3 separate regions of the Homo sapiens genome follow, and all the other regions are linked to region 1. The links are chromatin loops, found by intact Hi-C in ENCODE. Cell type or tissue: A673. All regions are shown on one strand.

Region 1 (8,000 bases):
CTCAACTCAAGTCTCCTTACAATAAAAAGTCAAAAATTTATTTTCTGAACTACATATCTGCTCAGATCTTACCATCTTCATTTAGCCACCAAATTGTTGACTTAAAAAAAGGGGGGGGCAGGTGCGGTGGCTTTCGTCTGTAATCCCAGCACTTTGGGATGCCAAGGCAGGCAGATCACAAGATCACGAGTTTGAGATCAGCGTGGCCAACATGGTAAAACCCTGTCTCTACTAAAAATACAAAAATTAGCTGGGTGTGTTGGCGCATGCATGTAATCCCAGCTACTTGGAAGGCTGAGGCAGGAGAATCACTTGAACCCAGGAGGTGGAGATTGGAGTGAGCCAAGATCGCACCATTGCATTCCAGTCTTGGCAACAGAGTGAGACTCCATCTCAAAAAAAAAAAAAAAAAAAAGGGAAATCAGATTCACAAAGTTACAGAATCTCTTTCTTGGCTAAGACCCGAAGCTCCTTCATTTCTGTTAAAATTAGGCAAATAATTCCCAAATGGCAATGTGGAGTCCAGGACTAATATGCAGCACCTGGGAAACTTCTACAACTTACAGATGCCTTGAGCTTACCCCACGTGGATAGATCCAGAATCTTTAGGGGAGGGTTCCATCCTTTTGAGCATCCCTGATGATGATGATGAGGGGCCAGTCTTGGGAACCCCTGAAACAGGCCATTTTCATGCCCAGATTTACAGAGTCTGCATCTGAATGTCATGTTCATTAATTAATGCATTTCCTTATAACTTGCCATTAGGAAGTTTGCCCAGCAAGTTTCAAGAAGATAACATAACGCTGATAGCCAGTCCCTCCTATTTACCCAGGAGTTTCCCTTCTCCTCTGCTGCAAAAGTCTTTCCTTTCTTCCAAAGTCCTGACACTTTCCACTTAAACTGGCCTTGAGTCATATCTAAACCTCCCCCCTCTCAAAGTGAAACCCAATTTACCCCTTCTCACCCTAAATACTTTTTCTGTTGAGATTCTTATATATGCAACATGAGTGCGTCCCCTGGACATATTGGCTAAATGTCCAGAAAAAGAATTGCTCCAATAAGTGCTCAGTAAAACTCCTAATGAGCATGGAGTAGATGCTTAAAATAAATTTTTAAAAAACCAAAGTTGTATTTCAGTTCTGTGTGTGTGTGCGCGTGTGCGTGTGTGTACATGACTGTGCGTGTGTTGAAAGGAAGGGAGAGATTTTTAATCAAATTTAAACAAAGCAATAATTTATATTCCAATGATGGAAAAAAACAATTTGGTCTCGTATATGGAATCTGAGGGAAAGACAAGCTTCTCATTTATAATTTGGAAAGATGCCAGGGGTAGGAGGTGGGAGAGCTGAGGAGGGCAGGGGTGCAGTTTTTTTTCTTTTTTTAATAACATTTTTTAAATAGTGTGACATGTATGGTCATGCCTAAATCTCCCTAAATTATATTTTAGAAAAAAAAAATTCATTTAACCTCCTTTCCTTTGTTGGGAAGACAGATGTCATGGAAACCATGCCTGTGCCTAAAGGAAGAGATGGTAAAAATGATATCGCTATTTCCATGGCTTCAAAAAGTGATGCTGGTTCTCTGTGCAGGGACATTGTCAAGCATCAGGAACTTTTCCCAGGCTGAGCTGCCTTCCGCACTCAACCCCAGCTACTCTCTGTCAATACACTACCCAACCTTCCAAGTTCAACTCAAAACATGTCAGCCTCTCCAGTAGCTTCCTCTGCCCTGGGTTAAGAGAGAGCTTCCTGTGCTAGAATTTAGTTCTCCACTTCTTGAGTTAGAACAGTGCTCTCAATCAGAAAAGATTTTGTCCTTTGGGGATCTGTGGCACTCAGCGTCTGGAGACACTTTTAGTTGACACAGTAGGGAGGGAAGTGCTACTGGTATCCAGTGGGAAGAAGACAAAAATGCTGCTAAACATCCTATAATGCACAGGGCAGCCTTTGACAGCAAAGGATTATCCAGCCCCAAACATTGGCCGTGCTGACATGTAGACCTCTCCCTCCTCCTCAGCCTTTTACCTACTTGGCTTCCAGGACACCACATTCTTCGGCCATGAGTTTTCTCCGACCTCACTGGTCCACCCTCTTCAGTTACCTCTGCTGGCTCCTCCACACCTCCCCAAACTCTAAACATTGGAGCGCACTAGTGTTGGGCTTTATCTCTTGTCTACCCATTGTCACTCCAGTCTATGCCTTTAAATATCATCTTCAGACCTGCTACTCCCAGATTTATATCTGACTGGACCCTGCCCCTGAATTCTAGTTTCATAGATCTGAACATCTCCATTTGGACATCTGAAAGGCATCCCGCACTCAGCATATCCCAAACTGAGTTCCTGATCTTTCCCCCAAAAACCTGCCCTTCCAAATTATCTCAGTTAATTGCCATTCCATCTGCCCAATTGCTCAGGGAAATAACCTCAAAGTCATCCGTGACCCCTCTCTGCCTCTCAAATTTTCATTCAATCTACCATCAACTCTACTGGCTCCAAAGATATCCTAAATCTGACCACTTCTCTTCACTTCCACTGTCATTCCCTTTGGGCCTGGTCACCACCATCTCTCACCCAGACATGGCAGCTGTCTCCTAACTGGTCTTTCGGCTCCTGCCTGTAGGACCTTCTCAATGCAAGAGCCGGAGTGATCCTTACAAAATGCAAGGCAGATCATGCCACGCCTCTATTCAGAACGCTCAATGGCTTCCAGCAATTTCCAAAGTAAAGTCGAAAGTCCTTATACTGTGCTGCAAGGTCTCGTGTGATCACTCAGCTTCGAAATCTCCGGCTTTTCCCCCATTAGAATCTCTCTGACTCATATCCTGCCCTGCCCCTTCACCTGCCCCAGCAGCCACATCAGCCTCCTGGGTCCTCCATGCCTCCTCCAGGCACCTCCCGACCCCAGGACCATTGCCTTTGCTGTGCCCACTGCCTAGAATGGTCTTCCCCTAAAACTCCCGTGGCTCACACCATCAATCCTTCAGGTCTTATTGAAATGTCACTGGCTCCAAGAGGTCTCCGATGCCACGCTATTTAAAAGTGAAACCCTGCACCTCCAGTGGTCGGCTGTAATATCTTTCCCGTAGTGCTGACCACCATCTGGCACACTCGTTATTTTTCTGGTATGAGTTTTTGACAGATTCAAGCTCTCTAAAGACCGGGACTCTTCCGTATGACTGTCTCCACAGCATGCAGACGAGTGCCATCCACGGTAAATGCCCAGCGATGCACAGCTGAACCCCCCGCAGACTTCAAGATTCCCCAGGAACAGGAGGTGTCGTATCACCCACAGCAGCTTATCCAGGTCTCCTTCCACGCCTTCCTATATGACCTCCATCTCTCTTCCAGGCTAAGCCCTGCACAAGGAGCTTTTGTACACATTTGTCATTTCATTTTGTTTACTGGAACCCAATCGATTTTTAATTGAATTTACAATCAGAATCCCGAAAATGTCAAAGGTATCTTCACCGCGGTGAAAGCTTCATGCTGCTCTCCAAACCTCAATTTACCAGCAGCCTGCAGAGGCTGCAAATCACTCCAGAGGTGGTGCCTTTGGAGGACAGACTGTGAGCAGGGTTTCTGCACCATCTTGTGGACAGCTTGGGAATGACACCTACTGAAACGTCTTTTACGTCCCAGCGTGTGTGTGTGTGTGTGTGTGTGTGTGTGTGTGTACACGAGAAAGAAAAGCTTACTGATGTCTCCTCCCCACACCAAAATGAATACCTCCTCTCCTCACCAGTCCTCAATGCTAAAGGCTTCTTGGTTGTGTTTTAAGCTGGTAATTCCCTTTTTCAGTTAAAAAAAAAAAATTCCTCCTCCTGGCCCAGTAAGGAGAGAACTGAAGGCTCCTTGCGGTTTGGCTTCTCCCAGAGTGTCTTTCCCTTAGCAGCAGCATCTAGTTCACTCTCTGAATCAGGAAACTGAGCAGGTAAGATGAGTCTTCAGTATCTAAAGGGGCTGTCCTAGGAGGCATGATTTCAGCAGCACCATGTGAGGCCAGCACACCACCCCCTAGTCCGGTGGGCCCTCTGTAATATGCCTTTTATTCCACTGTCAGAACTCAGGTTTTAGATGTAAACACTCCTGGGAGAGGAGCACTAATGTCCAGTCATACCGACCCGAATGACCAACAGCCAACCTACAGGCAGGAGGTGGAGAATGAGGGCAGACAAAGGCCGCTAGTCACCTAGTGGGGAAGGCAGGTCTGGGACAAGAAAGGCCACCTGACCCTCCAAATTCCACTGCACACACCTTACAATTTCCCTCCTACTCGGCCTACCCATGCATAGTGTCAACTCACTGATTCCATCCTGTGTGTTTGGGATTGAAGAGGGGAAAATGGCCAGATCCATCTTCATTGTGAAAATTCTACACTCCAAGGGTTCGTACAGCAATTCCACTACCTCAAGACCCTCGAACTATATTAACTACAGCCACCCAAGCTTGCCTGGGGAAAGACGGTGGACAAAGAGCCATGATTTGTAACCAGCACATGGTTTGTTTGAAAGAAGCATGCACTTCTGAGGTGTGAGAAAGTTCTAGAATCATTTTAGCCAAGATCAAAGAGATTGTTTGCTTTTGTAATATGTTAAGAAAATGGAAGAAAGAGTGTGGACTCATAAGTAAATTTAAACTTTAGACCAGTATGTATGAATTAGCATCAGAAAGGGAAGGGAAGAGAGTAAAGATTGATTGAAAGCCCATTTATGGAATGCACTATCCAGCCACAAAACAAAAAATAAAGCATTATTTCCTCCCCATTCTGGATTATAATCTAGTTGTGCCTTTTTGAAAAGCCAGTCTCATCAACAGAAAGCTATCTTGATTTGAATGGCTCATTAAATAGGATAGAACAGGGGAATTCCAGCTCTAAATGGAAGGCTGTTTACAAACCTAAATTTAATAATCCTCATTAGAGGCCAGCTATGCGATCCTGAGCTAGTAGTTTAACCTCTCTGAACCTCATTTTCCTGATCTGTAAAATGGTGTGCTGATGCTGTGAAAAACAGTTGGGTGTTTCCTCAAAAAGTTAAACATAAAACTACCATACGATCCAGTAATTTCACTTCTGAATATATACTTAAGAGTGAAAGCACAAACTCCAACAGATATTAGTACACTAATGTTCATAACATCATATTCACAATAACCCAGAGGTAGAAATAACCCAAATACCAATGGACAGATTAATGAATATACAAAATGTGGGATAAACATACAATGTTTTGTTTTGTTTTGTCTTGTTTTCGAGACAGGGTCTTGCTCTGTCACCCAGGTGGGACTGCAATGGTACAATCATGGCTCACTGCAGCATCAACTTCCCGGGCTCTAGTGATCCTCCTGCCTCAGCCTCCCGAATAACTGGGACCACAGGAACACACCACTATGCCTGGCTAATTTTCAAAACTTTTTTGTAGAGATGGGATCTCTCTATGTTGCCAGGCTGATCTCAAACTCTTGGGCTCAAGTGATCCTCCTGCCTCGGCCTCCCAGAGTACTGGGAATATAGGTATGAGCCACAGCACCCAGAAAATGTATTATTTTTAGGCCTTAAAAAGGAATGAAATTCTGATGTAAGCTACAACATGAATAAACCTTCAAAGTGTGTATGCTAAACGAAATAAGCCAAACACAAAAGGACAAATATTGCATTATTCCACTGAGGTACCTAGAATAGGCAAATTAATGGAGAAGAGAAGTAGAATAGAGGCTACTAGGAGCTGTGGGGAGGGAGGAATGGTGAGTTAGTGTTTAACGGGTGTGGAGTTTCAGTTTGGGGTGATGCCAAAGTTCTTGAAACGGATAGTGGCAATGATTGCATAACATTGAGAATGTATTTACTGCCACTAAATTGTACACTCAAAAAAAGGTTAAAATGGTAAACTTTATGTTATGTATATTTATCACTATGATAGAATAGATGATAAATAGATGATAGATAGATAGATAGATAGATAGATAGATAGAAAATGGTACTGGGTTACTATTCAAAGTCATGTCTTTCTTAGCCCTAAATATATATATATATATATATATATATATATATATATATATATATAACAATTTAAATATATATTACAATTTATATTTGTAGAAGGAATATATATATATATCCCTTCTATTATGTTGTCTAATTCTATGTTTATTGTATTGCGTATTTTGCTAAATTTTACTCTGTGCAAAACATGTGTTGAATAGGTGTGAATTAATTAATTATATAGTTTTATTGACTACGGCAGTACAAAAGGAAAAGATGTTACGATAAATTTTCTCAATACACAATACAAACTAAAAGGACTCTTCCAGTCCTCCTGAGCTGGTTCCATCCTGAACCAGGTATGTCTCCCAAGAGGCCCCAGCAGGGCAGGCTCTTCCTCTACAGTTTGATGAGAAAAGTCTCCATGATGTACTCTTCTCATATTTACAGTATGAAGAATGGCTTTTTTTCCCTCTAGTTTTAATTGAGATGGAACATTCCAAGGCCAAGAAAATGTCATGCATTCACTGGTGAGTAAGCTAGACATGACGGGAATGACAGTTACAGGACACAGCTATTTACCAAAAACGTGACCTATGGGACTTAAGAACCATGTCACGCTGCTCTGCCTGATGGTATCTATTTGGATGACCTGAAATCAGAAACTTGGTTTTCTTTTGAAGAGAAAAATGTCCAGAGTATACTGAGATATGCACGGGGGTAAGGGACACGTGCAAGTGTGCACATCCACGTGTTCACAGCCATGGGGAAGGGAGGAAAAATCACCCCTTAACTCAAAGAACTCTGGAAATTACAATAGGAAACAACCTACTTTCCCTATTGAACAGCAACAAAATGAGAAGCAAGCAATAAGGGATAATAAAATGCCCAAGTTATGTTTTTACATGCAAGTAAAGTGAGTCAAGAGGACTATAACTTTGAAGACAAGTTATGGAATATGAATCTCTCCACATAGGGTGCTTACTGTATTTTCTCATTTCTTTCAAATCCTGTAGAAGTGCATAGTCAAGACTGAAAATATAAAAGGCCATAAAAATGGAGATACAAATGGCTCTCCAGATGTTTGAGTCTGTTCTAAGAGAAATCACATTTGTGAGAGCAGACAAAAATGTGAAACAAAAAAAATGGTAGAGCTTAAATGTTAAAGCAAACTCAATTGATAGACATTAATTGAGCACCTACCAAATAAAAGATACTGGGCTAGCCTCCACAAAACAAAAAATAAGGCATTATTTCCTCCCCATTCTGGATTATAATCTAGTTGTGCCTTTTTGAAAAGCCAGTCCCATCAACAGAAAACTATCTTGATTTGAATGGCTCATTAAATAGGATAGAACAGGGGAATTCCAGCTCTAAATGGAAGGCTGTTTAACTCCATCTTCAGCTGGGTTCTCTTTAAAATGACAGCAAGACAATTTAAAAGGATTTAATGCACAACGATAAAGAAAGTAAAAGAAGGGCTGTCACTGAATAGAAATTCAACAAATGACTAGAAGATGGATGAAAACAGATGAAGTAGATCAGAGGAACCATGGCCTAGAGTCCTTATGGGAGGCGATACGCCCATCTACCTTGCCAGACTCTGATAGGTTTCAGCACTCAGAAACAGAATAATGAAGGCAGTGAAATGAAGGTGTGGACATGGGCTGCCCTGTCCCACTGCACTCTCTCAGCACACTAGAAACCAGACATCTCCCTGGCCTACCCCACCTTACTCCCCAGTCTAAGCATCAAAGGGTCCTCCTTGAAACAAATTGATAGCCCCACTGGAAACATCTCTGCATTCTGGCACTTAGGATGTCCTCAATCTCCCAGACGCAAATCCATCTACCTGACAGATCTTGTTCACATGCACGATTTTTCATTGCCTCGCACTTCGACTTAAATGAACGAGGATGAAGACTGTGCAGTTATTTCAGAATAGAGACAAGTTTTTTAAATGACTCCAACCAAAACAAAGATAAGTTAAGCTATAGAACACAAAATAAAATCCTCTAA
Region 2 (8,000 bases), 130 kb before region 1:
TGTTCACAGCAATAATATTTGTAATAGCCAAACATTGAAGCAACCCAAATGTTCATCAATTGGTAAATGGATAAACAACTGTAGCATATACATGTAATGGAATATTATTTGACAATAAAAGGAAATGAAGTATTAATACATGCTACAACACGGATGAACCTCGAAAACATTATGCTAAGTCAAAGCAGCTGGTCATAAAAAGCACACATATTGTAGGATTCCATATATGTGAAATATCCAGAATAAGTCAATCTATAGAGACATAAAGTAAGTTAGTGGTTATCTAGAGCTTGGGGCAGCAGATTTGGAGGGAAAGGGGACTGAATAGGTACAGGTTGTCTATTTCAGGGCAATGAAATTATTCTAAGATTAGTTATGGTGATGGTGCACAACTCTATAAATATACTAAAAAGCACCGAATGGTACACTTTAAACAGGTGATTATATGATATATCAATTATATCTCAATAAAGTTGTTTTTTATAAATGTCATTTATCAGAAATGAAGATAGCCCAAATTTTAAAATACCACGAGATTTCATCCTAATGATCTAAATGGAATTTTTCAGAGAGTAGAATGAATCACACTTCGTTTAACTTTTTTGGTTCTTTTTTTTTTTTTTTTTGAGACAGGGTCTCACTCTGTTGCTATTTTTTAACAGTTTTTCAATGAAAAGTTAGTCACCTTCATTCTCAATACCAAAACCTGCAGAAGAATAATATGGCAGTATCTTATACTAACCAGTTCATCAATGGATTTTATAGTAGTGCATTCATCTTAGCTACCACCATTCCTATTACTTAATATTTTAATCACCTCACATTCCTCTTAAAAATACAAATATTTAAAAGAAAAATGTATTTTCCTATTATAGTTAGAAAACCAGTTTTACTTGCCATAAATAAAAGATGAATGCTAAAATAAGTATAATGAAAACAAATCAATATTTTTTAATCCTAGCAAGACAGCGTTGCTACCAGAAGACTCTGAGACCTGCTATCTTTTTTTATTTAAAGGAAAGACTATATTACAGAGGTATTAAAATCTAGTGCAGCAGAAGGAATGACACTATCAAAGAATGTGAAACAACTAAAAAGGAAATAATCTGTGCAAGTAAATGTTAACACTGTATCTGTGGACCACCCGAAACCACCTGTTGACCGTCTACCTAACAGTCTGAAGAAGGCATTACTGGTTAGAGGGTGTCTTTTCTCTAAGTGGCAACTCCAGAACAAGATGTCTTCCAACTTGTGACTCCACCAGACTCCTCTGTATCTAACTGGAGGAGAAATCATGAAGAAGGCACACACGCTTCTCAAAAATATGACTTAGAATCCACACACATCACATCTGCTCATGTTCCCTTGGTGAGAATTAATCATGTGGTCACTGCTGGATAAAAGGGGAGCCAAGGAATGTGGTCCCTGGCTGGACTGCCATTTCCTAAGAAAGCCCTAATCCATGGAAGGAGAAGCAGGAATTGTACTAGGCAGCTCTCTTGGCCACAACCCAGGCTAACCCAGGGATTCTGGAAAGATAAGTCATTATCTACACCTGAGATGACTCTTGCATTCTGAAAAAGCGAATCTGAGAAAATAGTTGTATTCCATGGGAGACTACTTAAAACTAAATGAAAAAAATAACCACTTAAACCAAGCATGTAATTATAGATTCTTAGATTTGAAAGAGATTATCTATCACACAGAAATATTCCACCTAGAACAAATGCTCAAAGAGGTGGCACCGTGTCACGTCCCTTCTGAGATGCAGTTAGATTGACCTCCGCGGGTTTCATCATCATGTTGGTCTGTCCCTCTCTCCCTCACCACCCGCAGCAAAACCAATTTGTGGTTCCACTGAAGCAGAGAAAAATCAAGAACCACAGGCTGCCTCACTTAGTGGTAAACCGTAAAAGGCCTCAGAAACCATTGCTTCTAAATCAATATAAAAGCATTTCTACACTTCCATTACCCTCAGGAAATTGAACTTGGTGGAGAGCTCTTCCATTTAATGAAATTTACCCCTTTTACAACCAAAACTTGTTTTTTGTAAATTAAGACACTTGGAACACTTTCTAGAATGTGTTATGTACTTCCATACCTTTTAAAACAGCAAACAGTGGACCAGCATGCAGTCTTTTCCTGATGATACAGGGCTTACCAACAACAGTCACATGATACAGGTTCTTTTTGGCCTCAAGCTGAATGACTTGGACTGTTATAGATTTGGAATCCTTGTGGCTTCTCTGATTCTGCCCATGTTAGACTGCCTCATTGCTCCTCACTTCTGGGTCCTGCTTGGTGTGGCTACTTCTTGCCTTATAACACTCCCTATCTGCTGCGGGTTTGAAAACCAAATAGCAAAACTACTGAGGGCATTTGACTCTTACTTTACACACAACTCTAAATAAAAGACGTGCTTCTGAGTCCATCTCAGAATCTTCAGCATATATTATGTGACACTTTGTTTCTTCAGAGTTCCCTTGTACTCAGTTCCCAGTTTTCTTTGCTCCACGTAGGTGAAGCTGTTGGACAACTGAGTTCCAAATGAATTATGTGGTTAGTTACAATACTCTCATCATCTATTAGTTAGGATTTGCATTTGCAGGTGACCCAAGACCAAATCAAACTGGCTTAAGCTCATAGAGTTGAGAAATCCATCACTTCGGGCACAGCCAGGTCCAGGTATTCAAGCAATATTGTCAAAGTGTCATTTCTCAACATCGTGGGCTCTACCATGTTGCCTTTGGTCTAGGCAAAGGTGGTCACTAGCATCGACGGCCTTTTATTCTACCAGCTTAGCAATTACAACAAAAACTGAGTATCTTTTCTTCTGTAGTCAAGCAAAAATCTCGGCACTGATCTTTATTAGCCTAAGTTGGATCACATAACATGAACCAATTACAGTGACGAAATGGGGTTAAAGTTTATGGAAGGTGATTGTTTTGGATTAGTCTTCTTCACTAGGCCCCAGCAGACCAGACGAAACCAGAATGGAGTCACTTGTGCTAACTGCCACGTAAGAAAAACGAACTTTGAAATGGGCTGGTTTTCAACTAAAAAAAAAAACAATTGGAGATTCTAGTCAACCTGAGTCAGTGTAATAAGGAAGTTCGCTCTGCTTTAACCCTACAAGGGAAGTAACTTTGAAACAACCAGTCCTCTTTTTGATACCTGTTTCTGCTTTTCTTCACCCCTTTTCTGTCTGTAAAGCCAACCTCCTCTGCTCAGCTCATCAGAACACTAATTCTATTTTATAAGATGATGTGTTGCCCCCAGTGCTAGAATCACAAATAAAAACCAATTAAGATTTTTAAAGTAAACATGTTGTAATTTTGCCTTTTGACAATGGCCAAGCTTTGACCATGCACTCAACCTTGGAGTTCAAGCCAACCAAAACTACACAGATTGAGAAAAGGTAAAGCTAAGGTTAATTCCTTAAGATGAAATCAAAGTGCCATTAGCAGAGAAAGAGAGACTGATGCTGTGCAGGAAAAAACAACAGATGTCAACTGAAGTTCATCTTAATCTATCTTTGTGGAGGTTTAAATACAAGGCAATTTTTGAATAATCATTCTGCTGTAGAGTCATTCCTGTTAGTAACACTTCTAAAATTTTTCATATGCAGGAAGATAAACTTGGCACGAAAACCATCCGATACACCTCTAACATTAGGCCTTTTTAAGTAGAACATATTTCTGTTTCCTGATTGCAACATGTTTCTATCATCACCCTCAAAATAATTTTCACACTTTTTCTCTCACTTGAAATAAAAATTTCAGTGTGAAATTTCTCTCCCGTCTTCAATGTCATTATGTTAGCAGTTTCTCAGTCTTTGTAAGTCTTTCTGGAACACCATTTTCTCCTCAAACAGGAAGTATGAGAGCCAAAAATAATCTTTCCTTTTAGCCTAGTAGCTCTCCAGTAACTGTTGTTGGAAGCTTTAATAAAAGACAGTATTAGCAGCCAGGTCACTCTAAACTGGTACCACACAGAAGGCACCTTTTAATGTTTTTTTAATGTCAATCTCTCAGACAGATGTCCTTCAGCCTGTGCGGAAACTGTATTTCCACAGGGAGTAGGCGTGGCTCTGCCACTGGCATCAAACAGGGTGCTGCAGGATGTAGCTGACAGGCTCACATGGTGAGAATCAGCCAGGCACCGCCATGCACATGGTGTCCACCACCTTCCTAAATCCTGCAGTGCAGTAGGGGCCAGGGAATGTATCTGTTCTCTATTCAAAGGCCACAAAGCCAAGAACTCCTAAAGTTCTTGCATCAGAATCACCAGTCTCTAACTCAGCTGGGCATTCTGTCTTGACCATACCTGGCAAGGAATCGCAGCATCTTTTGGAAATTCATCTCCCTGTGGTTCACAGTAAGGAGACTGGGGTTTGAAACTTGATCCTGCCACTTACCAGCAGAGGGTGTCATTCCCACTCACCTCCACAGGATCCTACACTCCTTATTGACCACAGCCTCTGCTTTCTTTTAGGGCTCTTCCCCTCCCCCACCAAGCATATGGTCTGGGCAGGGCTCTCCCCAAGCCTAAGCCAATCAGCACACCTGCATCGAACCGGCCACAGGGACTGTTTCTGGGAGAGATCCTGGTATAAAGCAGTCAGGTCTGAGCAAGTCAGAATATTTTGCAAGAGCTACTCGAAAAAGCATGCTATTTCCTGCTGGATTTGAATCTGTAGCTGATGCTGGAGACCAACTTGTCACAGTTTGACTGGGACTTTGTTGGCTTTAAAACTGAAAGTCCCATGTCTGGGGAACCCCCTAACTCCTGGGCAAACTAGAGCAGTTGGTCAGCCCCAGGTGATGTGAGGGCTGGAGTTGCTGCAGCCACATGGTTAGCACTGGAAATCTGACAATGAAACCAGCACAAAGGAAACAGAGCTGATAGGTGGAGAGAAGAAGCCAGTTCCTGGTCACATCTTCAAACTCCTTGTTCTCTTTTTTGCTTAACCCAGGTTAAGCTGGATTTCCTGACACTTGTAACAAAATGTGTGCTCACCAGTAGATCAGTTGTGTGATATTGCACAAGTCTCTTAATCTCGCTGAGCCTCAGTTACTGCCTCTGTAAAACTGGAATAATACTTTCTGAAGATTAAATGAGAACAGTATCAAGTCTCTGCTTCAAGGCCCAGCATGAAGAAACTGCCCAGTAAGTTCTGTTTCCTTCCACTTTATAAGCTAGAGCACTGATAAACTCTAGACAGTGAGGGCTGGAAAGGAAATAGAGATGCACTTGCTCTGATTGCTCATTATATAGATAAGGGAAACTGAGGCACTGTTGAAAAGTGACTTAACTGAAGCTTTTCAGCAAGTGACAAGGTCAGAACTAGAAACAGGCCCGCTGAGTTTGGACTAGTGCTCTTTCTACCACATCATGAACCGAAATCTGGTTTCCTCTTCTGGGAATACCAGTCTGTTGATGCACAGAGGATGAATCTTTCACAAGCCAAGGAGATGCCACTCAAATGTGATGATAGTGGCACATCTGGGGCAGAGCCAGCAGCTTGACCAGAGCAACAAGAGCTCGCCTGCCCGATCTGTGTCACTGGCATCGGTCCAGTGTCCTCATGGTATTCCACCAATACCAACATGGTGTTGGTATCAATAACCAATTTGTCATTGCAAGATTCAGAAGCTAACTTTAGACTTTGCTTTCTTCTCAGGCAAGTAAAATTCATTGGCAAAATGAGGCTCCCAGCTGTATTTATAAATGTCTTTCCCAAAGCAAATGAGACTAGGGGGAGGAAAAAGAAATAAAGAGGAGAGAATGTGAAAATCCTACACCAAGCTGGATTGGGAGTGGGGGTGGGGAAGTCACCTGAGGCAGATGCTCCAGTGCTTAGCTGGTCTGCTATCTCCTTCCCAGTTAGGAAGCATAGCCAGGAGCTTACCAGGGCATGGGGAGGTGGAGCCACCTCTCTGCTCTACTGGTGATTTATTTGCTATGTCCACAGCCTCCTCTGTTACAAACTGGACTGGTTTTACTCTAAGCTGACTTGAGATCATAAAAGGAATATTCTCCTTGACTGCCACATGTTTGGGAGGGAGACTGGGACTGAGTGGCCAAATGATTCCCCCAGAACTACTGGGCGTGAGGCCAGCTGCTTCAAAAACTCTTGGAGGAATGTACAGTACTGAAATGAAAAAAAATGTTCCTCTCTGTAGACTAGTGCTGTGGTCACTGTGTGTCCAGAGCCAGAGCGGGTGCTTATGCCGGTGATGCACCTAAATGTGCCTAGAAGGCTCTCGAGGGCATTTCACAAGACGATGTGTCTGGAACATTACACATGTAGATAAATGTAAGTTTCGTGTGTTTAAGCTTTCATTTCACCACATTTCTCAACCCTACAAGATCTGAACCAATTGAGAGGTAGAAAGAAGAATAAGATCATAGTCCAAGTTTTGGCTTTATCATTGATAAAGCAGGATTTGATGTCATAGCTTAAGCCCAAAGGCAAAAGAAAGTCCCTTCTCCTCATCCTCCACCTAGCTAAGCCTCCTGACCCAGGGAGGGGCGGGACAGCTGGGGACTTGGCTGCCCTTGCTCTCACCCTGTAAGGCACAGATCTGCCTTGGTGAACTTTCTGTAAGGAGAAGGGATAAGAGGAGGCAAGTGGGCAGGTGGCTCTGAAGGAAAGAATCCAAAGGTCTGAGCATGATGGATGGCATGATCGCCTTTTCCCATCCCAGCAGCCAGATAAACCATGCCTTATCCCAGGGAAGGAAGAAGAGAGTCACGGGAGAAGTGCACAAGGAGTTTGCCCACTGCTTTGTCAAGCTCTTGAATGGCATTGTCCTTGGAGTTCAAAAAGCTGAACCACCTTACAGGTAAAACTGCCTCCTCATCAGTGTCCTAGTTTCTTCTGAAGATAAGCTCCCTAAAAAGGGCTCTCTAATGAAACCCCCTTATTCCAAAGTCCAAATGAAAGCAAAGGGTTTTACAGCAAACCTCTCATACCATTTCATATGCCTCTGCCACATTCTTTAATTTTTGTGAGTTCAAAATAAACAAACAAAAAACTTAATTTGAAAAACTTAAAGATTAGCAGCCTTGTTTCAAACTACCCAATGGCCAGCCCAACCCAGACACCAAGAATCACAGGAGAGGCCGATGAACTCAGTCATTGAGACCCCTGTTGGGCCTAGTTCAGGCACAGACTCAGGGAAACTATGGGGCTTAATTAAGCTTCGGAGCCCCTCACCCACTCATGCAGGGAGGATCTAGCAATGTATTCACATGGTGGTAGATTGTTGTAACATTTGCAGAGGTAAGCTAATTTAACCCCAATGTGTTAATACCATTGATTATTTCCTCTCCACTCCAATGTTTCCTCTGTCACACTTCCCTTCACATTGGATAGCACTGGAGTAGCCAAAGAAATTTTGGGATTTGGCTAAGGAAAAATAGATTTAGTAATACACTGGTTTCGGTTTAGCAATAATATATGCATGTACTTTATAGTCACTTTTGTATGTAGTTGTTATTGTTAACTGCTGTAGAGTAGAAATAACTTTCAGAAGTATTTTTAAGTTCTTTTTAATTGGAATTTTTATTGAGATAATAGTAGTTGTAAGAAATATACAGAGATTCCTTGTGCACTTTTCCAGCTTCCCTAGTGATAACATGTTGCAAAACAATCGCTCAATATCACAACCAGATATTAATTTTGACCAAATTCATTTACATTGAGATTTTCCAGTTTTACTTTGTGTGTGTGTGTGTGTGTGCGTGTGTGTTGAGTGCCATCAATTTTTGTCACCCGTGTAGAGAGGTGTACCTATTACCACAGCCAACTTGCTGCACAATCTAACACCACGCCACCCTCTAGAACAACACCGGATTCCCTCCCCCTAGCTTCCCCTCTCCTTAACCCCAGGCAACCATTAATATGCTCTTCATCTCTAAAATTTTGTCACTTCAAAAATGTTATATAAATGAAACCATACAGTATGTAATCTTTGGGTATTGGCTTTTTTTCA
Region 3 (8,000 bases), 650 kb before region 1:
ACGCCATAAGCAAAGTTAATAGATGGCATAATGGGATAAAATGGTTGAAATATTTAAAACTGACAAGGGATTTAAATCTAGACTCTACAAGATATCAGCCACAAAACAAAAATAGTCAAAGGATACAAATAGACTAACCAGAAGAGGAAGTCCAAAGACCTTCAAGCACATGGAGTCTTGTTCAAACTCATTAGTAATCAAATAAATGCAAAATAAAATAACAAGATATCACTTTACACATATAAGTTTGTCAAAAAGTAGGAGGCCGGAAAATGCCACTAGTTGGCAAGGATGGGCATGTGAGGATAGAGAAGCCCTCAAGAGCCTTTGGAGAACAATCTGGCATTAGAAAAATAAGAATATGCACAGATGTTAATGGATACACACAGGGATACCTTCTACAATACTGTTTGCAGTGAGGCAGCGTTGGAAGCAAATGCAGCAGCCATCACTGGGTCAGTGGCCAGTACGGTACGGGGCATTCATACCTACACCGTGCTGATTAGATTCACACCTGGCAACTTGGATAAACCATAGCGGCATAGTGATGAGTTATAAAAATACAAGAAATGGAAGGAGACATTTAACACAATACAATGTAGGTAAATTAAAGATACACACAGAACAACAAAGCCCATTTTGCAAGAATATAAACAAGCAAAAAGATACACATTAAACACATGAGTGTGCTTGCCCATGCAGACATGGTTAGGAGTTGGAGAATGGGAATGGAGAGTGGAGTTAAAAGAGAATTTTTTTAAATTTGCCTTCTGGGAGAAGGAAACTACTTAATTGGGCTTGGAGAAAGGAACACTTGATGCGATGCTCTCAGGCTGTCAATTAGAAAACACCAGGCGAGGTGATGCGTCACCTCACCCGGCTCAGCATTGCAGAGGCTGGAAATAGAATCCAGGGCTCAGGAGTCTGCCTCCCACGGATAGGGTCAGAGGTGCTTGATGCTAGGCTTCTAATTGGACATGCTTGTGTCAGAGAGCAGAGCAGGGGCTTCCAGCACAATGCTCAGCATATATGATTAGCTTCTGTGACACATTTTAAAGAGAAAGCGAGAAGGAACAGTGACACTCGGGCATCCTGTGATTAAGCCCTGGGGGTTGTTTATCACTGCTGTTATTTTACAGTTACAGCCATGTCAACCATCACGCGGATTGTGTTTCTAAGTGCCCTTGGGCTTCAATGGATGTACTCTGCAGTATCCTAAGGGTGTGCTGAGAACACAGACTGCTTCTTCCAGACAAGTAGTCAAAGTAAGGTCCTGAGCACTCGTGACTTTCTCCTTGGCAAGGTGGAGCCCCTATTTTTTGCCCCCTCCCTCATGTATTATTTTATGATCCTCATGTTGTCTACATGGTAGAGATCCTCAAGTAAAGTGAGTGGCCTGTTGAGGCTCTCTCAGGATGGGTGTGCTAAAATGCTAACCGATTCACCAGTCAGTTTGACTAGACCTGCCTCTCCAAGCTCCCCACCGACCCTCTCAACCAGTCACAGATGCCTTTAACCTGCCTACCAGTGAGCCAGACCTCACTGGCACTAGGCTTATCTCTCCAGCCTATCAAGTCCAGAGCTGGTCTGACTGTCACTCACCTGGCCTCTCCCCTATCTTAGAGGAGTGCTGGATACCCATCCACCTGTGTGCCAGGTCTGTTCCCATGCAAGTTGTGTCATCTGGTCTGTGACTGCAGGCCATGGCCTCCTCTTTCCCGTACAGTGCTGCTTGTTCCCCTCAGGGGACTGGGATTTTTTTTTTGTTTAATAGAGCATCACTCCAGTGCTGGGTACTGGGATTAAAAAGTCAGCATAGGCTGGGTGCAGTGGCTCATGCCTGTAATTCTAGCACTTTGGGAGGTCAAGGCGAGCGGATCACCTGAGGTCAGGAGTTCGAGATCAGCCTGGCCAACATGGTGAAACCTCATCTCTACTAAAATTACAAAAAAAAAAAAAAAAAAATCAGCTGGGTATGGTGGCACACACCTGTAGTCTCAGCTACTTGGGAGGCTAAGGCCAGAGAATTGCTTGAGCTCTGGAGGTGGCAGCTGCAGTGAGCTGAGATTGCGCCACTGCACTCCAGCCTGGGTGATAGAGGGAGACTGCATCACACACATACACACACAATACACACACACACACACACACACACGTCAGCACTGACAGATGTGGAAACTTCTTTCAGGGAGCTTACAAGCTAGAGGGCCAGACATAAAAAAAAATCATAGGAAAAACCCAGGAAAGCCCTGTGAGAGTACATGTATTAAGGTGCACCCAGTATTTGTTTTAAATGAGTATGGTAAGATGTGCAGACACAGAAATGATTGTTATGAAGGAAGAAGTTTATACTCACTGATTCCTGGAAATAGGAAGCACAGCACACCATGCCATGCCATGCCATGCAGGGCCACGTGGGGTAGGGCCAGGATGGGCCAAGAGGCAGAGATGGGGAAGGGCAGAGCAAGCCCCTGAGCCTTTATTGGGTTTAATAGGAGGGAATGGGTGAGGCAGAATAGGCACACTGAGTAAGCTTGGGATTGGATAGTTGGAATAATCTGGGGGATGTGAGCTCTAGAGGGGTTCTCTGGTTGTCCCATAGTTGGCCCTGGGATGATTTAGGGTAGGGTAATGTTGACATGGCTTGTGACAGTTTGGTAAAGGAGATAGTTACAGGTGTGGGCTGTGCATTTCTTGGTTTGTGTATTAAAGGCCTGCTCGCAGGGAAGTAGAGATCAGCTGGCCTTGGGAGGGGCAGTCTCACCAGGATCAAGGCTCCTAATGTCAGAGCATCAAGAATGCAAAAAATAAGAATTTATAGTCAATACAGTAAGAAATTAGTTTCTTTGAGAGTTTATGAAAAAGGAACCTGCTTTAACCTGGGATGTCAGGGATAATTTCTATTAGGAAATGATGAGTAAAGTAAGGACTACAGACTGTGAATAGAAGCTAAGTAGAAGGGGCAAGAAGCCACACTGCATGCAGAGTCAGTGGAATGTGCAAAGGTTCTGGAGCAGTAGAAAGCCCCACATAATTGAGGAACAGAAGGCAGAGATGAGAGTGAAAGAGAGCAGGACTTGGGAGACAAGCAAAGGCTGGCCCTGCAGGGACTGGCAGCGGGAGGGGGCGGGGGCAGCGATCAGGACTGGGAGTTAATCTAGGGCAGCAGCTGGCCTTTGAAGGGTTCTAAACAGGTAGTGGTCAAAATCCTACTTGGTTGGACTTTTTTGGATTCTCACACCTGACTTAGATATGAACAGAACCATCCTCTGGAAAAATGCGTCCTGTTACTATCTCTCTAGCCATGAGGAACACCACCAGTTTTGCCACATTCCTGGTTTCGAGTGTCACTAGACAGGCTGCCACCCAGGTATGACTGCATTTGCCTCTCCTGACTGCCTATGTGCTGGCGGCCAGGACTATCCCTTACTCCCATCCGCCAGCCCCAGTCTTCCTCTCTCAGCTCAGGTAGCCATGGTCTCAGCTAAGGGAGGGAAATTCTAGTGGGATTTACTCTCATCAAATCTGCAGAAAGTTGAATGACTCCAGGAAAAGTGGTGCTCTGCTGGAAGGACTCCTTACTCTCCTCTCAAGACAATGCAGCTAATGAATGAGAGATTGGCATGAAGAGGAGCACAGAGCTGAAATCAGGCTGGCTTTTTCCCCCCTTAAAAATGCACGAATAAGAAGTTAGCAAGGCTTTAATGCAATTACATGCAACACCTAATTTGGAGCAATTAGGTGTAAGGCAATAGCTCTTTGTGTTCAATTGTGAAGTTGTGGGAGCACGTGTCCCACAGCGGTCTTGAGATTCATTTCTCCCTCTTAGAGTCCTGTGTCAAAACTTCAGGAGCACCTTGATTTTCTGCATCTGCCTTCTCAACCTGAGTTGTTTTAATTAACTCTTTTCTGGATATTTCTAGATTACTTACTTTGGTCTAAGCTTTGCAGACAAGAAAAAAAGAAAAGAAAAGAAAAAGAAAAAGAAAAAGGGCCAATGAGAGTGGGAGGTAGGGCCAGACTGTGAGGGAGTGCACCTTCACTAGTTTGGGAGGACAGTCAAGGTCGACTGTCCCTGTTTGCAGCATCTCCCTGTTTGCAGCATCAACATCTTGGGCTGCAGCTCCTCCAGGGCTGGCTGTGCTCCTTGGGCTGAAGTAGACGGGAGAGGTTGGAGGTGTGGCTGTGGAGCAGTCCGCTGGTGCGCTCCTGCTGGTTTAAATACTGGGGAGTGTAAACCTGGGCCATGCCGTGGAAGAAACGCAAGACTTGGAGATAGAGAAGTGTACTTGGACCTCTGTTCAGCCACATTCCAGCTGTGGGATTTGGGGCAAAACAATGCAGTTTTCTCTGTTCTTATCTGTAGAACGAGAAGACTGATCCAGATAACTTCGTTGGCAGTGGGGGGGTGAGGTGGGTTCCTATCCAGTAGAAAGCCACCTGCCCAGGATGTGTGAAGGGTCTTTAAGCTGATCTGGGCCTGCCCTCCGTTTATGTGTAAGTCTCTAACCTCTTTAGACGACCTGAAAGTCTGAATTTCCCTTCTTTAGAAGCTCTGGCTTGAGGCGTTAAATGTTCTCATTAAGATGCAAATACATTCTCCACACAGCTGCCCCAGTTGTTTCCCTCATGTTGTCATTTATTTCCTTTCTCTCCTTAGAAAATTTGACAATGAAGCCCAAATCCCCTCATCTGCATTTGAGACAATGTCTGTCAAGACTCCAGCCTTGCTTGACTTTCTCTACCACAATCCTCGTGGGCAATGCGGGGTGTGGTCAGGAAGGCAGACTGCCTGCAGGGGTCTCTGCTCCTCACTTTAATAAACATCCAAGCTTGGGAAAGTTGTTAGATCTTTGGGGCCTTCAGTTTCCCACTCTGTAAAGTGCGAACAATGAAGGTACCTGTCTCGTTATTATAGGGATTGCATGTTTTAATTAATGTAAAGCACTTAGCCCTGTGCTTGGAACAAGGTGAACCTTCATTAAAGGTTGGCTGCTTTCCTTGTGGCAAACCAAAGTCTTTCCCCCAGCAAACCTCCTTCCTCCCCAGTCTGTATCTTGCTCAGTCCTTTCCCTCAGGAGAGCAAGTTCTTACCTCACTTTTCTTCCTCCTGAATGCTTCTTCAAGGTCTTGTTCAAATGTCACTATATCCATGAAGGCTCTCTTGAAACTTTTGGAGAATTAATTGCTCCTATTCCCTCTTGGCCTTTTCCTTGTGCCTCTCTCGAGAACATGTTTTATTCTGTTTTATCCATCAAGGATGTACGTGTATGCCTCCTTCACTTACCCGCCCCCGCCCCGCTCAGTGCACCCACCCTCAGTCCCAGCCACTAGTCTGTGAGCTCGAAGAGGGCAGAGAGCACAGCACCATTACTTTCTGAATAATTCAATCAGTTCAATAAACATTTGATGAATGAGCAAATGAATGAATAAATGCATGAGTGGAAGGTTATCCAAATAGCGTGTTCTGTCATTATTACAGATTGATTCTGTCAGAGAACATGGCTTCAGGAAACTGAGATTTCAATGTGGTTGGTGCTAATGGCAGGCTAAGGTCTGAGGTTTGAGATGCAGCTATGGAGGGACAGGTCTATGTGGGGACAAGATGAGGTAAAGTGTTCCCTAAACAAGTACCTTTTCCTTGTCAACCCCTTTTAAAAAAGCTCTGTGGTTTTGGTTTGAGTTGATGGTGACAAGTAATTACATGAGTAATGATAAGCACAAAATGAGGCAAATCTGAATGTAGCAAGGCCCATACCCATCTTACTGGATTTTGCACCTATAGTTCAAACTTCCATCAGTCATGGTGGTTCTTTTTTCTTTCTTTCTTTCTTTCTTTCTTTCTTTCTTTCTTTCTTTCTTTCTTTCTTTCTTTCTTTCTTCCTTCCTTCCTTTCTTTTTTTTTTTTTTGACGGAGTCTAGCTCTGTCACCAGGTTGGAGTGTAGTGGCATGATCTCAGCTCATTGCAACCTCCACGTCCTGGGTTCAAGTGATTCTCCTGCCTAAGCCTCCCAAGTAGCTGGGATTACAGGCACGCGCTGCCATGCCCAGCTAATTTTTGTATTTTTAGTAGAGACAGGGTTTCACCATATTGGCCAGGATGATCTCGATCTCCCGACCTCGTGATCCGCCCACCTTGGCCTCACAAAGTGCTGGGATTACAAGCGTGAGCCACTGGGCCCGGCCAGTCATGCTGGTTCTTGAAGGAGATAATTGTTTCCATGGAAGATTCGTGGTGCTACGGTAGGAGGCTGGAAGGGAGAACACATTTACCATGCACTCTATGTAAGACCCAACTATACAGAATTGGTTTCAGCAATACCCAGTTGGATTTAGTTTTGTTCAGTGGGGATGCCACTTATTTAAAAGATGATTGCCAAATTCTCAAGTTTAAATTTATTTCACTCAACTAATCATGGTTTTGAGTAGAATAAAAGAGTGAGACTATGAGGGGAAGCCGTAATCTTAATACCGATGAGGGGTTGAGATTTCCTGTATCTGTGTAGCACCGCTAACCTGGTGCCTGGCTCTCCTTTATAGCTAGCCCCAGGGTAGCAAAGAGAAGGCAGCAGTAGAGGAAGCTTTTTGAGGGCCTCTTGGGAAGCCTTCCCATTTCCATGGCTCCTGGGAAATGGTGATCAGTGATATAACCAATGGGTACTCTTGACAGTTTCTCTTTTGTATCTGTTTTTCTTATGCTCCACCCCAGTAGTTTTTGTTGCCTTCTTAGTGGTCCCTTTAAGCAAAACTGAGAGTGTCATCCCAAGTCTCCAGAAACTCAACAAAGGACCTCTGTCCCCAGTTTCCTGATTTCAAACCCAGTCACTGCTCTATGTTCTACTCATCACTGAATCCTCCTTTTCAGAGTGATCATTTAAATGCTTCTCTCTTACTAGATCTTGGGAACTGGGGACAACAGGACCAGGCCTGGTAGTCAATGCAGGATACCAGGAGGCCCAGCGCCCACCCCTAACCCTCTGACTGCCTAGGAATGGGGATTAGTCTACTTATTTTTTCCTCTCCTTTGATCAAGGGTTAGTTGGTATAGAAAAAAGAATGTTGCAATCTCAAAATGTGCTAGGCCCTTATTTATTAAAGTATCCTATTTAACAGCCACCACCCCCCAACATCCTTATGAGGGTAGAAACTATTATTAAGTGGTGTCACCAGAAATCAAATCTAGATCATCTGACCACAGGTCACTTGCATCTATTCATGACCCTCTCTAAGCTTCAGTTTCCTCATCAACAGAATGGTAATGATATTAGCTTGAACCACATGAACTTGCTATATTCGATCATTTTCTAAATCTAAAAATGGCAAGTTAACATAGTTCAACATGTAATATTCCCAATAGGTTGAGTGTAAAGATATAGTAATTGTAAACGGTGTGACATATAGTCAACTTAATAAACATTAGCTATTCTCATGATCACATACCCTTCGTTTTGCCACTTTATCTTTCCACATCCAAGAAATCCTGAAAAGTCATTAGCTGAGTGTCCTATTGTGACTACTTGATGAGAGCTATGAGAACTTAATTCCAAAGCCCCAAGATCAGGAATATCCTAAAAACATAGAATGTCTTGGCCTCTGGCAAGTATCTGTTTGGTCCCTTTCTCTCTCTCTCTCTCTGTCTTAAAAAAAAGAAGACCCCTTCTTTGACTTGATTTGTTATCTTTGGGTGCAAGAGACATAGTAAACCCCTGGAGCATGTAGTGTCTTCTAGAGCAGCACAGGTGTGGGGACAGGCTCCAGACACAGAGATAAGGCTCTAAAACACCCACATACCCTGTGGGTCACGTTCAGGGTCCGGGAGCAGCCTGCTCTTCTCTTCGGACAACTGAAGAAAGCTCTGCGTAAAGCTGCAGACTTGCTGAGAGATTGAGATGAAGCAAATGCTTCTATTCTTTCTTTGTTTTTCTTTGAGACAGGATCTCGCTCCATTGCCCAGGCTGCAGGCTGGAGTGCAGTGCTGTGAACATGGCTCACTGCAGCC

The links. Hi-C counts contacts between places; a loop is a spot of excess contacts. Peaks named below come from ENCODE experiments on the same cell type or tissue, not always from the same donor. Only the 100,000 strongest peaks of a DNase experiment are listed, where the experiment ranks them.
Region 2: a loop joins it to region 1, with 5 times the contacts of the local background. A loop is called at or near these places in 59 of 110 quality-filtered maps.
Region 3: a loop joins it to region 1, with 3 times the contacts of the local background. A loop is called at or near these places in 19 of 110 quality-filtered maps.

What each region holds. Positions count from the first base shown.
Region 1 is chr2:222,967,477-222,975,476 of GRCh38, reverse strand. No RefSeq gene overlaps it. Among named protein-coding and RNA genes, the nearest start is that of ACSL3-AS1, 52 kb to the right of the region's middle. In A673, a CTCF peak has its summit at 3,606 (motif pointing left); DNase peaks (open chromatin) are centred at 3,586 and 5,776; H3K27ac peaks cover 451 bases.
Region 2 is chr2:223,098,347-223,106,346 of GRCh38, reverse strand. The region is part of intron 1 of LOC124907986 (a long non-coding RNA gene); the gene reads right to left. It overlaps LOC105373905 (a long non-coding RNA gene), which reads left to right. Exons shown (of 3, transcript XR_923950.4): 3 at 962-1,043. Among named protein-coding and RNA genes, the nearest start is that of KCNE4, 50 kb to the right of the region's middle. In A673, a CTCF peak has its summit at 4,434 (motif pointing right); a DNase peak (open chromatin) is centred at 4,456; H3K27ac peaks cover 1,593 bases.
Region 3 is chr2:223,615,044-223,623,043 of GRCh38, reverse strand. No RefSeq gene overlaps it. Among named protein-coding and RNA genes, the nearest start is that of SCG2, 17 kb to the right of the region's middle. RefSeq lists an enhancer at 4,290-4,945. In A673, a CTCF peak has its summit at 4,771 (motif pointing right); a DNase peak (open chromatin) is centred at 4,683; H3K27ac peaks cover 2,167 bases.